Linked DNA regions of Homo sapiens: regions 1 and 2 are each linked to region 3. A link is an interaction called in ENCODE POLR2A ChIA-PET data of the cell type or tissue named here. Cell type or tissue: OCI-LY7. All regions are shown on one strand.

Region 1 (4,000 bases), 100 kb before region 3:
AACACTAAAAGCAATGGCAACAAAAGCCAAAATTGATAAATGGGATCTAATTAAACTAAAGAGCTTCTGCACAGCAAAAGAAACTACCATCAGAGTGAACAGGCAACCTACAGAATGGGAGAAAATTTTTGCAATCTACTCATCTGACAAAGGGCTAATATCCAGAATCTACAAAGAACTCAAACAACTTTACAAGAAAAACACAAACAACCCCATCAAAAAGTGGGCAAAGGATGTGAACAGACACTTCTCAAAAGAAGACATTTATGCAGCCAAAAGACACATGAAAGAATGCTTATCATCACTGGCCATCAGAGAAATGCAAATCAAAACCACAATGAGATACCATGTCATACCAGTTAGAATGGTGATCGTTAAAAAGTCAGGAAACAACAGGTGCTGGAGAGGATGTGTAGAAATAGGAACACTTTTACTGTAAACTACTTCAACCATTGTGGAAGACAGTGTGGTGATTCCTCAAGGATCTAGAACTAGAAATACCATTTGACCCAGCCATCCCATTACTGGGTATCTACCCAAATGATTATAAATCATGCTGCTATAAAGACACATGCACACGTATGTTTACTGCAGCACTATTCACAATAGCAAAGACATGGAGGCAACCCAAATGTCCATCAACGATAGACTGGATTAAGAAAATGTGGCACATATACAGCATGGAATACTATGCAGCCATAAAAAAGGATGAGTTCATGTCCTTTGTAGGGACATGGATGAAGCTGGAAACCATCATTTTCAGCAAACTATCACAAGGACAAAAAACCAAACACCGCATGTTCTCACTCATAGGTGGTAATTGAACAATGAGAACACATGGACACAGGAAGGGGAACATCACACACCGTGGCCTGTTGTGGGGTGGGGTTGGGGAGGGATAGCATTAAGAGATATACCTAATGTAAATGATGAGTTAATGGGTGCAGGACACCAACATGGCACACATATACATATGTAACAAACCTGCATGTTGTGCACATGTACCCTAGAACTTGAAGTATAATAATAAAAAAAAGAAAAAGGAAATTACTAAAGGACATTATTATCTTATAATTTCTATTTTCTAATTAAATCATATCTTACAAAATTTATCCTTGGCCAGGTGCAGTGGCTCATGCCTGTAATCCCAGCACTTTTGGAGGCTGAGGCAGGTGGTTCATGAGGTCAGTAGTTCAAGACCAGCCTGGCCACGATGGTGAAACCCCGTCTCTACTAAAACTACAAAAATTAGCCAGGCGCAGTGGCAGGTGCCTGTAATCCCAGCAACTCAGGAGGCTGAGGCAGGAGAATCACTTGAACCAGGGCTGTGGAGATTGCAGTGAGCCGAGATCGTGTCACTACACTCCAGCTTGGGTCACAGAGTGAGACTCCATCTCAAAAAAAAAAAAAAAAAAAAATTCCTCTAAAACTTTCACTGGTGGTAAATATTTATATAATACTTGACAATTTATAATGTTCAGTTTTTCCTTTGACCTTTACAGCAACACTGTGAGAAAGGCAGGGTAAGAATGGCTACCTCCACCGCCACCCTGACCCCCATTTTACAAATTAGGAAACTGAAGTTAGAAATTCTAGAAAGAATGTAAAATGACTTGCTGGTTGTTCATTCTAAATAACTACAAATATCTTTTTTCAATGACAAAACGTCCTTTTTCAGCTTCCTGTGGTTTTCTTGAGTTCTAAATTATTACCCAAAAGAAACCCTAAAGAAGTGAAGTTCATAGTACATGTTCTCATATGTTTAAACCCTACTGCAACAAATACTATTATAAAGAAGTTAATGAAAATAATAAGAGTAACATGTTAATCATGATTATTATATATCAGGTAATGTATTAAGTGCTTTATGTGTTTCATCTCCTTTAATCCTTACGACTTCTCTAAGCAGAGAGGAATTATTATCTCTGTCTTACAAATAAGGGAAATACATTTGGAGAGATCTAGCCACTTGTCCAAAATCATGGACACAGTATTGTTGAATTTTGTAACAGACCCAGCTCAATCTGACTCCAAGCCCAGAACTCTTAAGAAGTGCTTTAAGGCCAGGCGCAGTGGCTCACGCCTGTAATCCCAGAACTTTGGGAGGCCAAGACGAGTGAATCACCTGAGGTCGGGAGTTTGAGATCAGCCTGACCAACATGGAGAAACCCTGTCTCTACTAAAAATACAAAATTAGCTGGGCATGGTGGCACATGCCCGTAATCCCAGCTACTGGAGAGGCTGAGGCAGGAGAATCGCTTGAACCCGGGAGGCGGAGGTTGCGGTGAGTGGAGATCGTGCCATTGCACTCCAGCTTGGACAACAAGAGCAAAACTCCATCTCAAAAAAAAAAAAAAAAAAAAAAAGAAGTGCTTTAACAAAACTAATTCTACATCTGTGCTGATGATGCAAAATAAAGGTATTTGTAGATCTCTCTACAAATAATTGTCTTTTTCAAAAAAATTCAGTAGTATATTGCTGGTGCAATTGCAAAATGATACTGCCACTTTGAAAAACAGCTGATCAATCTCTTGATTGACAAAGAGTAAGCATACACCTTGATAAAGGTAAGCATACACATAGCATATGACACAGCAATCCCATTCCTGGGTATTTCCTCAAGAGAAATGAAAACACATGTCTGCAGCAAGACCTGAGTTGGAATATTCATAGTAGCTTTATTCATGATAGCTCCAGACTGGAATAACCCAAATGTCTACTAACTGATGAATGGATAAAAATACAAAAATTAGCTGGGTGTGGTAGTGCATGCCTGTAATCCCAGCTACTCAGGAGGCTGAGGCAGGAGAATCATCTGAGCCTGGGAGGTGGAGGTTGCAGTGAGTCGAAATCTCACCACTGCACTCAAGCCTGGGCAACAGAGCGAGATTCTCAAAAAATAAAAAATAAAGGACAAGGAATGGAATTTCACGCAAAGAACTCCTCAAAACAATGCTTTCCAAGCTTAGGTGATATGGTTTGGCTCTGTGTCCCCACCCAAATCTCATTTTAATTGTAATCCCCAGGTGTTGAGGAAGGAACCTGGTGGGAGGTGATTGGATCATGGGGACAGTTTCCCCCATGCTGTTCTTGTGATAGTTGAGTGAGTTTTCACAAGATGTGATGGTTTTATAAATGGCAGTTTCCCCTGCACATTCACTCTCCCTCTCTCCTGCCATCTTGTAAAAAAGGGTCTGTTTCCCCTTCCACTGTGATTGTAAATTTCCTGAGGCCTCCCCAGCCATGCGGAATTGTGAGTCAATTACACTTCCTTTGTTTATAAATTACCCAGTCTCAGGTAGTATCTTTATAGCAGTGTGAAACCGGACTAATACACTAAGGGATGATGAGAACCCTTGGGAGAGGCTTATTCAAACTGCAGGTCCCTCTCTTGAAGATTCGGACTTAGGAGGTCCAGAACTCCTCTGTGGAGTCCAGGATTCTGCAGTTTAAATAGGCTTATGAGGGATTACAATCAGGGGAATTTGGGTAACAGTACAGAAAAACAAACCTGCTTATAACCAAGGAACCAGGCTATCCGGTGGGATTTATAGGGGTATTTGCCCAATCTGAATCTGTAATTTGAAGCTGCTTTAAGGACACACAACAAAGTCTCTTTATGATCCCTGTTATGAAGCAATTACTATTGCTCTGGGACTCAGCTGAGTCTCCTCCTGCAGGAGCTCCATTCAAAGTGGCTGATGTGCTGGGTGTGCCAGGACAAGACTAAAGAAGCTCCTGGCTTGTACAGATCCACTGTGGCCCTTCACAAGGTGGGTGTAAGGCAGAGTCTCAGCTGTTTTCTGAGCAGCAGCTTCCAAGCACACACTGAAGACACCCACCCAGCCTATGCCCCTTTATGAGGCTGAACCAGTGCCTCAAGTAGGAAAAAAGCTTAGAAACTGAAGGGAGAAGTACACTTAATATTCTCAAAACAGGTATTGATCTTTTTTAAAATTTCTTTTTTCAGGAAAACTTTAGCCAGGAGTAGAATGAACGT
Region 2 (4,000 bases), 110 kb after region 3:
TTTAACAAATAGAGTCATATAAATACCACCACAATCAGGATAGAACATTCTATCACTGTGATATAACTCCTTTGTACCACCTCTTTGTAGACAAATTGTACACCCAGCCTTAACCCCTGGCAACCACTGATGCTTCTCTGTCGTTAAGGTTTTGCTTTTTCCAGAATGTCATATAAAAAAATCATAGTGTGTGTAATCTTTTCAGTCTGGCTTCCTGCATTCAGCATAATGCATTTGTGATTCATCCATGCTAATGTGTGTATCAACAGTTCATTACACTACTGAGTAGTAGTCCACTGCACAGAAGTACCACATCTGTTTATCTATTTGCTAGTTGAAGGACATTTGGGTTTTTCAGTTTTTAGTAATTATCAATAAAGATGCTATAAATATATGGGTATTGTTTTTTGTGTGAACATGCTTTCATTCAATTTCATTCAATCCCATGAATGAGACTGCTGCTTTCAAGGTATTTTTTTTTTTCATCTTTAGTTTTCAGCAGTTCCATTATGATGCTGGTGTAGTTTTCTTTGAGTTTATCCTGTTTGGATTTCACTGAGCTTCTTGAATTTGTACATGTATCTTGCACCAAATTTGTGAAGTTTTCACACATTATTCCTTTATATATTTTTTCTACACTAATATTTCTGCTCTCTTTCTGGACTCTAATGACATAAATGCTAGACCTTTTGATATTATTCCATAGGTCCCTGCAGCACTGTTTTTCTTCCTTTTTTCTGTGTTTCAGGCTGTATAATTTTCTTTCTTTTCTTTCTTTCTTTTTTTTTTTTTTTTTTTTGAGAGAGGGTCTCACTCTGTTGCCCAGGCTGGAATGCAGTGGCGCTATCTCAGCTCACTGCAACCTCTGCCCTCCTGGGTTCAAGCAATTCTCCTGCCTCAGCCTCCTGAGTAGCTGGGACGACAGGCGTGTGCCACCACACCTGACTAATTTTTGTATTTTTTGGTAGAGATGGGGTTTCATCATGTTGGCCAGGCTGGTCTTGAACTCCTAGCCTTAAGCAATCTGCCCACCTCAGCCTCCCAAAGTGCTGGGATTACAGGCACGAGCCACCACGACCAGCCCAGACTGTATAATTTCTATTGATCTATCTTGAAGTTCACCGACTCTTCTTTATCAGCTCCATTCTGCTATTGGACCCATAGAGTTAATTTTAAATTTCAGATATTGTGTTTTTCAGTTCTATAATTTTCATTTGTTTTGTTTGTTCATTTGTTTGGCTTTAGTTTCTATTTCACTGCTATTTTTCCATTCATTTCAAGAGTGTTCAACTTTGTCTCATGGAGAATGGTTACAATAGCTGCATTAAAGTTTTTGTCTGACAACACCAATATTTGGATGATCATCTCAAATGAGCTCATCACAGCTGAAATAATCTATTTTTAGTCTTTTCCCTTGAGTACTGCTCGTATTTTCCTGTTTTTTTTTTTTTGTATAATGAGTAATTTTGGACTGTCTATTAGACATTTTGAATACCATGTTCTGAGCCTCTAGGTCTAGTTAAAATCCTCTCGAGGGTGTTGATGTTTGTTTGGTTAAGCAGAGAATCAACCTAGTGAGACTCAGACCACAAGTTTTGTCTCACCTTCTGTGGACAGTGGCTCTAATGTCAGTTTAGTTTTTAAAGCCTTTGCTATGAGGTTTGGGTTTGCCCAGCGCATGTGCCACTCAGGGGTTAATCTAGGACCTGGGCAGTGGTTCACATGGCAGTTGAGTTTTCGAAGCCTCTGCTTTGCTCCTTTGGGCCTGTGTGGCATATATGCACTTGGAGGTGAGCCTGGGGCTTAGCTCATACACAGAATCAGGGGATCCTCTTCTCCAGTTCTTCTCTCCCTTTAGATCCTTCAGATCCACCCCCAACCTCCGCTCCAGGGGCCCCTTTATGTGGTTTCTCTGATCAGAAAAACAGGTTTCTGTTAGGTTGTAGTTCCCCATTCTGTCATGCACTTCTGCATAACTGAGGTTGCCTTTGGGAGCAAAGTAGCAAAAAAAAAAAAAAAAAAAAAAAAAAAGAGGAAAATAACAGAGATTATCTCACACTCCGGTCAGAAATGTGGGTCTTCTTTTGAGATTTTAGGTGCCTGCACCCCACCACAACACCAATGCAGATCTTCAACTGGGGCCTGTCTTGGGGTAGAGTTAAGAAAGAAAAGGGAAAGAAAAAGAAAAAACAGTCTGGACACTGTGGCTCACACCAGCCAGGCAACATAGTGTGATCCAATCGCTAACCAAACATAAAAAATTAAAAAAAAAAAAAATTAGCCAAGTGTAGTGGTGCATGACTGCAGTCCCAGCTATTTGGGAAGCTAAGGCAGGAGGATCACTTGAGCCCAGGAGGTAGAGGCTGCAGTGAGCTATGGTTACACCACTGTACTCCAGCCTGGGCAACAGCGTGAGACTCAATCTCAAAAAATTAAAAGAAAAGAAAAAACAAATAAAATAGGAATTCCCCATATTCTTGAGCAAGAGCCCACTTTCCTAGACCTCTGGTTAGAAGTAGGAGGTTTCTCTTGGAGATGTTGCTGCCAGTGCCTGCTGCATAGTTCCATAATTCCATTGGCTCTTAGGTCAAAGCCAAGAGATAGAGGAGAGAAAATAAACCTCCAAAACTCACCACACAAGGGATTCATGAAGCTTTGACTTTATTCCCCATTCTCCATTCACCTGATTTTGTTTTCTTCTCTGTCCCTATTCTTATCATCCCTGCTGTTATATTAGGTTGGTGCAAAAGTAATTGCAGTTTTCGAAAACCTCAATTACTTTAGCACCAACCTAAGTACTTTTAAGAAGCCTCAGATAGTTGCTTTCAGTATTATCCAGAGTTTTTAATCAATGAGAAAGATATTTGTTGACTTCCTCCATCCTGGTGAGCACGGGAAGGTGGTGCCCATGATTTTAATGAGAATGGGCTAAGGGAACTTGTGATACTTGTCTTGATTTTTTTTAAACCTTCATCTGAATTGATACAGGAGCATACTTCATGTCAGGTAAGAATAAAAAAGGAAACAATTATTTGACACACCTTAATTAAGCACCTGCTAGGTGCCCGCTACTCTGGGAAAAGGCAACAGGGGTTCAACACATGGTCCCTGCTTTCGAGGGAGGCAACATCCACAGAAAGCATAGCCTATGTGAAAAAATACAAGACTGTACACAACTAAGGGCAAAAAAGATACAGAGAAAGGAAACAAGGTAAAAACTGGGGAATTAGAGGTGACACGGAGGCCGTTCAAGCCCCCAGCTAGACCTTGATGGAGAAGACAAGGCACTTTCCATCAGAGGGCAAGGGGATGGGGCGGGGTGATTATTATTCCAAAGTTGGCTTTGTACCTTTTTATTACACAGTGAGTTTGTTTTCCCAAAAGGAAAGAAAGAGACTGTTTCTAAGGGCATTTGATCACTCCTGACCCTGTTCTTCCCTCGCCTTCTCTCAACGTGGTGGAAAAGTGTTTCCAGGACTTTGGTTCAGAGTGAGGACTGGAGGCCCAGCCACACTGGAGTGAGTCATGAGATCTTTCCTGGGGAGTCTTGAATTACCACATACAAAACTCTCAGTAACTGTCGGAACTCAGCTGGTTGCTGGTTTTGCTTGCATGCTTTAGCTGCGTTAAAGCACTCGGTAGTTTATTTTTCATATTTTATTTGGGTTAATTCCTAAAAATCACAAAGGCAGCGCCTTCATGCTAGGACAGTATCTATTATATTTTTTAAAATTTTGTTAAGTATTCAGGAAGGCTTTGCGTGGACTGCTCCTGTTAGAAGACAACCACAAAGCGGGGGAGGCCACGGGTAGAGCGGTTGCACAGATGGCAAGTGTAAGCAAATAGCGGCCAAGTCCATTGTGAAGTTTCACTTGCAGCTGTGTGGAAAATACCTATGCTGGTGACTCAATGTCTTTGGATTTCTAGCTTTAAATTACAGCAGAGAAGACTCATTTTCAAGTGCTGAGCATATAGGGAGACTGGCAAATGTGGGCCAGTT
Region 3 (4,000 bases):
AAAAAACAACCAAAGTCACTTCTCTGGTGTGGATTTAGAAAGGGTCTATATTTGTTCCCCCATTTATGTTCCAGAATTTAAAGAGGGTTGGGGTAAAAAGGATTTATGTGTAGAAGCTGTAATTTACCACTTTTAGTCTGTAGCCCCTTTTCTGTCCGGTTTGTTTGGCCTGCCATTCATTTCTACTGAGTTCTATTTGTTTTTTATCATTTCACAATTTATGAAGATCAGCAAAATTTCATTCTTCGCCAATAACCCATCTGACTTTCCCTGCCAGTGTGATGCCACCTTCACTTAATGATGTATGCATATTTACTTACAGTAAAACTTACTCACTTGGGCTAAGTGAGAAAAACACCCCAGCTGTCCCAGAAATTTGGTTCTTGAGGAGTTTTCTAAACTGGAAATTCTGTCGAGTATGTTTTTAATGTACAGGCAAGATTTAGGTTTAATTAGCAACTATCTTCAACTTTTGTACTTAAAAGTTCCTAAAAGTAGCTTGTTTATTTATTATGTAAATCAAATGTGTCTCTTAAAGCTTATTTACGCTAAAGTTCAGTTTATACTAAACATCTGATTGGCTGACCACTTCTTTATGGCTCACTCTAACAAAAGTTCAAAGGATCTCAAACTGAAAGTGAGGTTCAAGTCATTAAGGTCCTTCATGTGCCAGCTAGTCAGAGACCCAGAGCCCGTGAGTCCCCCTCCCAGATCAGCGCACCCAGGCCGCATCTGAGCGACTGCGCTGGTGCACATGTGGCTCAAATCTCCAGTCTGCTCATGGTTTTGAATGTCCCAACAACTGCAGGCTTTGGCCAAGGCCACCCTCTCATCTCGCTGTGTGGTAAGGGCTTACATATCCAGACGTGCATGTATGCACTGTTGTCTAGATTTTTGTTTTTAAAAATAATCGTGGACCTAAAAATAGTTTCTTCCTAAAATTAATTCCCTAAAATACACTGACTAGAAGCCCCACACTCTGAACTGATGCTTTAGTGAACCTCTTTGCTTAATTTTTGAAGATGAAAAAAGCCCCTAACAGCTGGGAAGTGGGGCTGTGCACAGCTGTTTTGGATGGCGCAGTGGTATGCCGTATGCCAGGCGTGTCCAATCTTCTGGCTTCCTTGAGCCACACTGGAAGAAGAAGAATTGTCTTGGGCCACACATAAAATACACTAACACTAATGACAGCTGATGAGCTAAAAAAAAAAAGAAATTGCAAGAAAACTCATAATGTTTTAAGAAAGCTTATGAATTTTCAGAAAGTTTACAGGCATGGTGGCTCACGCCTGTAATCCCAGCACTTTGGGAGGCTGAGGCGGGCAGATCACTTGAGGCCAGGAGTTCGAGACCAGCCGGGCCACTGTGGTAAAACCCCATCTCTACTAAAAATACAAAAATTAGCCAGGTGTGACGGTGCATGCCTGTAATCCCAGCTACTCAGGAGGCTGAGGCATGAGAAGCACTTGAACCCAGGAGGTGGAGGTTGCAGCGAGCCGAGATCGCATCACTGTACTCCAGCCTGGACGACAGAGTGAGAATCTGTCGCAAAAAAAAAAAAAAAAAGTTACGCATTCAAGGCCATCCTGGGCCACGTGCAGCCCGTGGGCCATGGGTTTGAATAAGCTTGCCCTATGCCATCACTCTAGTTCTGAAAAGTAACTCAGAGAAATCAATCACTGGCATTTCAATAGCCTTTAGAACAAGCTCTTTTTCTTATCTTATAAAGTCATTTAACCACTCTGAGTTCCTGTTTCCTTGTATGCAAAAATGAGAACCAAAATACTACCTAAATAGAATGAGTGTGAAGAGGAAATAAGATTCTACACGTAGTGAGCATTCTGTGCACCATAAGTGCACGGATTCTGGGTACAGGTCTCTTGAATTTCCACGGTGGTCGCCATAAGCCCAGGCAAATAGGTAAAACCAACTGACCAACTGAAAGAAATCATTTCAATATATGTTGAACCTATGGCCTCTGACTGACAGCTGTCAAGTCAAGGTGTGACCAACTGCTCAACCCTCTTATGACTGTGAGATCTGAACCAGCTGCAAAGGGAACGAGGTATTGTTAGAAAATTATGTGGGGAATATGTGGTAACATTTTCCCCACATAACCTGTAGTGGTATGCCACACTACAGGTCTGGCCAGAATTGTAAAAACAGAGTGCAATAGAACAGAGATTCCCAATTCTGGTTCTGCCTTGGGGTCACTGGAGCCTACAGTCCCTTTCATACCTGTCTTTGGTTCCCTTAGTCTAGCCCAGCTGAGCCCTGGCCTAACATAGGCTGCCTGAAATTACCATCTTCAGCAGCATCTGTTGCACTTATGATGGTCTTTGCACAGCTATTGCCCTAGGACAGTCCCACACAGGACTTCCTGCCTCACCAGGTAGCCCATGTCATGGATGGTCAGCTGGAGCAATTTGAAAGATCTCAAATGTGCCTCCTATAGTATCCATCCTATTATTTTCATGCTGCCTGCAGTGGGCACCTAGGAGACATTCAACTCCCACTCCTTAGAAGACAACGCTCTTTTTCCCACCTCCACACTTACCTTACACATAGTGGGGACAGGGAGGAGCAGGAAGTTTCTACTCTAATTGGCATTTTTATTTAAAATAGATTTTATAGCTAAATCAAATGTTTATGAGCATGGATGTACGCAGTTGGTCAGTGAATTTCAGAATGGAAGAAACAAAAAGATGTCTTCCCAACTGCTCGGGAATCAGAGTCTGGAAAGCAAGAGTAAGGAGACAGCAGAGAGCTGAGAAGTGTCTTGATCCTGTGGCCATGGTCCCCCCAAACTAAATTGATTTACTTCGTCAACAAATACTTCTTGAACTAGTCCTAGTTGCTGGGCACACAGCCAGGTGGAGGAAGGCAAGGAGACAAGCAGTGATGATCAATTTTGATGGGTGTTGTGGCTAGGGATGGGGGCTCTAGGAAGGCAAGGTGGGGACCTTGATTAGTCTAGGGAAAGGAGAAGATCTCCCTGAAGAAGTGATGTCTCAGATGAAACTGGAAGGCTGAATTGGCATTAGAAAGATTTCAATTTTTATTATTTTTTTTTTGAGGCGATGAGGCAAGTATGCGTGTGCTGGGGGCAGCATGGGAGGAAAGTGGAAAAGGAGAATAGTGATCTGGGCAGAGGCACAAAGCAACGTAGTACATTCTGTAGAGCCCGTACATTTAGGCCCCAGAAATTCTCAAGTTATATGGTTTCTGCTGCAACCTTAACTTGAGCATAAACATTTCTTTAGGCATTTCCAAATATCTAACCACACTGCTGGAATCAATCTCATCCTGTAGGAGTCTGCTTCTCAGGCTTACTATAAGCTGGGTATAGGTGCTGTAGTGGATTCTAAATTTGCTTGCTATTGATTTTATGAACTGATTTCTCATTCCTGGGCTTGCGGCTCTGTTAAAAAACAAAACAAAACCCACCAGGGTTCTTGGCTCAAAAGGGCAATTCTAATTCATATATCATTTTGGAAAAAAAAACACACAGAATGAATTCAATAGTCTTCAAGTGCACAAACATGAAATAAAATAAAAACATCCAGTGTTTATTGAGGCCAGTGAACTAACACTGAGTAGTAAGAGGGGAGGGTGTGTCCTAGTGTAGAAGCAAGAGTAAATGTGACCTGTCCTGAAATAGGAGCCTAAAGAATCTAACACAAGGCAAAGAAGACAGGACCGATAAGGGAGGCAAAAAGAAAACAGAAAACAAAGAAGAGAGGTGGGGTTGGGGAGAAAGGCAAAGGGAGAGGTGATAGGAAGGAGGAGGAGGGAGAGGAGGAAGAATGTTTTATCAGGCAGGATATTCGGGGAGTATTTACAAGCCAATTTTTTCTTTTTACCCTGTCTGTCTCACTGCTTGTCCAACTTTTCCAAAATTAGGTGAGGCCACTGGGGTGAGAGGGATAGAGTGAAGCTCAGAGTAACTAAGGCTCAAGCATCATTTAACGCCTGACTGTCATAGGCACTTACTAAACAT

The links. Peaks named below come from ENCODE experiments on the same cell type or tissue, not always from the same donor. Only the 100,000 strongest peaks of a DNase experiment are listed, where the experiment ranks them.
Region 1: POLR2A ChIA-PET joins it to region 3 with 5 read pairs; 4 of 35 experiments call an interaction of 5 or more read pairs at or near these places.
Region 2: POLR2A ChIA-PET joins it to region 3 with 6 read pairs; 3 of 35 experiments call an interaction of 5 or more read pairs at or near these places.

Annotation. Positions count from the first base shown.
Region 1 is chr5:78,687,041-78,691,040 of GRCh38, forward strand. All of the region lies in intron 4 of LOC124900191 (a long non-coding RNA gene), which reads right to left. Among named protein-coding and RNA genes, the nearest start is that of LHFPL2, 40 kb to the left of the region's middle. In OCI-LY7, no CTCF peak of the experiment used is centred here; no DNase peak of the experiment used is centred here; H3K27ac peaks cover 496 bases.
Region 2 is chr5:78,903,907-78,907,906 of GRCh38, forward strand. All of the region lies in intron 4 of ARSB (arylsulfatase B), which reads right to left. Among named protein-coding and RNA genes, the nearest start is that of ARSB, 79 kb to the right of the region's middle. In OCI-LY7, no CTCF peak of the experiment used is centred here; DNase peaks (open chromatin) are centred at 1,905 and 3,835.
Region 3 is chr5:78,790,830-78,794,829 of GRCh38, forward strand. The region is part of intron 6 of ARSB (arylsulfatase B); the gene reads right to left. Among named protein-coding and RNA genes, the nearest start is that of LHFPL2, 140 kb to the left of the region's middle. In OCI-LY7, no CTCF peak of the experiment used is centred here; a DNase peak (open chromatin) is centred at 1,782; H3K4me3 peaks cover 932 bases; H3K27ac peaks cover 692 bases.